Regions from separate parts of the Homo sapiens genome. Here region 2 is linked to region 1. A link is an interaction called in ENCODE POLR2A ChIA-PET data of the cell type or tissue named here. Cell type or tissue: PC-9. All regions are shown on one strand.

What was found. Peaks named below come from ENCODE experiments on the same cell type or tissue, not always from the same donor. Only the 100,000 strongest peaks of a DNase experiment are listed, where the experiment ranks them.
Region 2: POLR2A ChIA-PET joins it to region 1 with 6 read pairs; 3 of 35 experiments call an interaction of 5 or more read pairs at or near these places.

The regions. Positions count from the first base shown.
Region 1 is chr3:149,597,949-149,600,448 of GRCh38, forward strand. All of the region lies in intron 2 of WWTR1 (WW domain containing transcription regulator 1), which reads right to left. Among named protein-coding and RNA genes, the nearest start is that of WWTR1-IT1, 53 kb to the right of the region's middle. In PC-9, no CTCF peak of the experiment used is centred here; no DNase peak of the experiment used is centred here.
Region 2 is chr3:149,365,782-149,368,281 of GRCh38, forward strand. No RefSeq gene overlaps it. Among named protein-coding and RNA genes, the nearest start is that of TM4SF1, 11 kb to the right of the region's middle. In PC-9, no CTCF peak of the experiment used is centred here; DNase peaks (open chromatin) are centred at 420 and 1,400; H3K4me3 peaks cover 419 bases; H3K27ac peaks cover 2,500 bases.

The sequences.
Region 1 (2,500 bases):
TTTATAAATGGGATTGTAGTTAAAGATTTTCTGTATCTGCTTCACTCAAAACAAGCAGCATCTGTACTCAAGTGCATGCCTGCAGGTGAGTGTTGTTGGTTAAGCTCAGGTGAACAGTGAAGGTCCCTGAATATGTGACAGGGCCTAACACAGGTGTTGGTGTTTGACCTACAATGTACCAGAAAAGCCGTAAAGGCAAACCCCCCAATAGATCCTTCACATTACCTGTCTCCTAGCAGCATGTCAAAAATCAGTGCAAACGTAACAGAAGAATGCCAAAGTCAAGAATACAACTGAGAACATCTTGAAGCTACGAATTAGTACTTGCCACCATCCAGCTGTTGGTTGCCTATAGATTATCAAGAATTTTACTTGTATCATTATCTCATTTAATACTCACAATAATCCTGGAAAAATTATTATCCCCATCTTATAAATGAGGAAACTGAGGCTCAAAAGTTTAAAAGACTTGCCTGAAGCTACATAGCTCATAAGTAAAAGAGTAGGAATTTGGACCCAAGTCTGACTGGCACTCAAGCCAAGCACTCTTGAAATTTTCTTTAATCTTCTTTCTAGTGTCTCCTAGTGTCTCCCAAATTGCTTGGATTACAGGCGTGAGCCACTGTGCCTGGCTGGTTTCTGTCTTTTTTCTAATGCATGTTTTTTCCATGGCTGTGACCATATTGTGGAAAATGCTGTATTCCATTTTTTTTTCATTTAACATCATAACAATATTCAAATGCCGTTAAAAACTTTCATCAACATCATAATTTAATTAACAATTCCTTACTGTTAGATATTTATATTTTTCTTTATTCATTACAAATAATGCTTCAACAAACATCCATAAGCATAAGCTTTTCTCAATGTTTTGAGTTATTTCTTTAGGCTAGAGCCCCAGAATCAGTACCACTGGGTCAAAGAGCATGAATGTTTTATCATTTGCTTATTTTTTTTAGAGTGAAAAAAGTACGGCCTTATTACTTGTAAGTCATTATATATGGATTTTTAAATTATTATTTGTACATAAGAACAATTTTAATGATATTTGCACTATCAAATTATCTTTAATTGGCCAACCAATTTTTATGACACACTGACATGTTTGGATTATATCAGTCCATAAGGTAAAGATTCCAAAATGGCAATGACCAAGGTCTACCATAGGCACCTTGGTTAGAAAGTATCACTCTGCATAGTACTGACTTGTAGATGAATAGCTGGATATTGGAAGGAAGATTTGATTCATGAAGGTTAATGGGCTGGGGAAAGCAATGGGTCCAATTAGCAAATGGATTGTTCTTGGACCTTCTGCTAGTCTCAAAAGGATAAGCTTATGGTTCCCATGGCCCATGGCAGAAAACACAGAACAAATAACCAGGTTAAACACTGAAGTTCAAAAGTTGGCCAGTAATGGTTGTCAAGGGCTGTGTCCAGGAAATCCCGCCAGACAGGCACTGTTTGCAAATGGCTGGGAAATATGGTCTGTTGCCATCAAAAACAGATGAAAAGCAGGATTTGGTTAAAAGAGTAAGTCTTTGCGCAAGCAAAACCTTTCCAAAATAAAGAAACAGTGTATAGCTGTTGCCAACTGACCTTGACTGAAAAGAGGGGCCAGTCCTGTACCAATGCTCATTATAACCAGTCTCAAACTACTTAAATGGTGTTGAGTGGAAATAAGACTTAATCAAGTGAAGAACCTGCCAGCTTTGACAGTGGTAATATCCCAAACTAAAATCCTCAAGAGTATCATTAAATCAAAAATTTTTTAAACTTAAAAGTAAAATACACCAAGGCAATAATATCTACTTTAGTATTAAGAGAAACTACAATAATATGAAGGAGGATCCATTAAGTTACATGTTCAAAAACATCAAAATTCCAAGAGTTTGAGACATCTTTAAATAGCGACAAGGTATATAATGGGCCCTTCATCTTCACCTGTTTCACATCCTGGGATTCAACCAACATTGGCCTGAAAATATTCAAAATAAATAATGATAGTACAACAATTTGTAAAAATGAATACAAATAAAAAACAATACAATGATACAGTATAACAACTATTTACATTGCATTTACATTTTATCAGGTATTATAAGTAAATCTAGAGATGATTTAAAGTATAAGAGAGGATGTGTATAGGCTTTATGCAAATATGATGACATTGTCTATAAAGGACTTGAGCGTCGTCAAATTTTTGTATCTTCCAGGGTCCTGGAACCAATCCTTTCCGGACACCAAGGGACAACTGTATATCACACAGTGTAATCAAATGGGGCAAGGGCCTATTAATAATAATCTCTTCAAGTAATGCCATTATTAAGAATCAGTAGCAGTAGCTTTAATTAAGATTCTACCTGTAACACAGTCCCCGATGGGAATATAATTGAGTTAATATATGTAAAGTGCCTGGTACATAGCAAACACTATGAAGTATTAGTTAAGCTAATAAAGTCACAGGGCCAAAAGGGAAAAGAGGAGCCTGACAGCTTCCTCA
Region 2 (2,500 bases), 230 kb before region 1:
AAAAATTAGCCAGGCATGGTGGCATAAGCCTGTAATCCCAGCCACTTGGGAGGCTGAGACAGGAGACTCGCTTGAACTCAGGAGGCAGAGGTTGCAGTGAGCAGAGAAAATTAAAATAAGGAAAATCCAAGCTGTAGTACACAAAGCCCTGATAAAAAGCCAATGTTCAAAGTAAAGGTATGCCATTTCGTTTTAAAATACAGAAAACAGATACATGGTTGATATTTGTAAAAATCTTACTTGGTGGCTTGTCTAAGAAGAAACTGTGCACTTAACATTTCCCAAACATGCAATTGAAATTATAGGCTCCCCATTATATTTTTAGCCTATGGTTACTGCCAGCCTCACCTGGCCCATCCCTTCACCTAATTGCAGGCATAATTATTCCCCTGTATTTACTGTAGGATGACTCCTCTGTCCAAGCACAAGAACAATGGTTTTCTTACATACCTGGGGAGTTTCCCTTAAAGACTGCGGGCTCCTCCCTGAATTATTTTAGGACTGAATCTTTCTTCTCATCTCATTTTTGTTTTATTTCTAAAAGTAATATGTGCTTATGGTAGAAATTTCAGAAAGTATAGATAAGCGAAATGAATCAAGACAAAAATCACATTGAATCTGATTGAAATTCCTTTTCAGTAATATATTTAAAGGGTATTTATAATATACATATACCTAGTAGAGAAAGACATAGAACCCTTCTTTTCTATATTTTCGAAACTTTCTCTTTCATGTAATGTTGTGCGGTTCATACATTTACCCTGATTTAACAGCCACTGACTACATTTATCAAACCAATTCCTTGTTATCAGAGATTTAGGCTCTTGCCATTTTTCCTGGTGTTACAAACAATACTCCCATAATTATTACTGGAAACTGAACTATTGTGAACATCCTTGATGATTTTCTTAAAATAAATTTCTACAAGTAAAAATACTTGGCTAAAGGATGTGTAGGCTTTATATATTGTAGACACAGATCACCAAATGGCTTTTCTGAAAAGTTGCATCAAATCCCATACCTGTTCTCACCATGGGTAAGCATCAGAGAAAACAATGAAAAAGATCTCACACACATACAAGAAACTCATACTGTGGTAAAGGTAGCATTCTATCAATTGTCTGAGATTTCAGTGCATGAGATTTCCTTTATGTAGGAATGTATTTGTAAATTTGGTCACTATGGTAAATTGACACTCAGAGGCCACGTGTACTATTCAAGTGATTCAGATTCTACAGTAATTTTTATTGTTTTAATGTTGTCAGGTAAGAATGAGCTGTTTTAGTACAACCCCTGAGGGAGTTTCCAGCCAAATTGAAAGGCCTAGAATATTACAAACCAGGAGCGTAGGCTATAAACAGAACTTAAGGAGGGTGTAAGGTAATTTGTGTAAGCTATTTCCTTCAGGTGATGACAATGTCTACTATTAAAAGATTCACAAACAAGGGGAAATGTTGAGTCACTCAAACTTAGGCTCTAGGATAGGGATGACTAAGGCTCTCAGGGGCCTGTCAAAGTCCCCATTAGGTGGGTGGAGTATCTGAGTGCCAGTGTAGGATAGGAGGAAGACTCTAGCCCCTGGGCCCTGGTGGCAGAGCAGGTAGATGAGGCAGAGGAGAGGAGCAGGGAAAACACCGTGTTCATGTTACACCAACTTGGAGTTAAATCAGTGTTGTTTTTTTTTTTGCTACAGTGTTTTTCATTTGCTAAAGATGTGGCCTTGGACAGATTACTTAACCTCACTGAGCTTTGAGTCTATAAAATAGAGAGAAGTAATACCTTCTAGGGCTGCTGAGAGATTTCAGTGGAATAGTATGTGTAAAACTAATTACAATAAGTGACATACTGAAGGGACTCAAGAAATTGTTGCTGTTATTATGATAATGGTTGATAATTATTATTGCTATGTCCTTTGAGGATAGATTTAGGAAAAAATGATGCTTATGACTGATTATTATGCCTTTTATCTTGGATCCTGTATTGCAGGGGTTTTTAATCTGGTGTCCAAGAATTCCCAAAAGACCCCATGGATAAATAACTGGGGGAGTGGGGTGTTAAACTTAGATGGGAAAAAAGTGTCATTTTTTACTAACTTATAACAAAAATTTAATATTTCCTTTAATTATGACTATGCAACAAACCAAAGTAGCATCAGTAATACTGATCATACTTTGATCTACAATAAAAATTTGCATATGTTTTCATATCACATTAAATTTGCTGCAGGTATCTCGAAATATCATTTTAATTGAAATTGTATTTCAAAAGTATGACAGTTAGGGGGCTGGGGGGCAAGGGGAGGGAGGGCAAATACCTAATGCATGTGGTTGATGATGGGTTGATGGGTGCAGCAAACCTCCATGGCACGTGTATACCTATGTAACAAACCTGCACGTTCCGTCCCAGAACTTAAAGAAAATAAAAAATAATAAAAATAAAAATAAATAAATAATAAATGTGCTTAGCATATTGGCTAACTCTGCTCAGTGAAAAAAAAAAA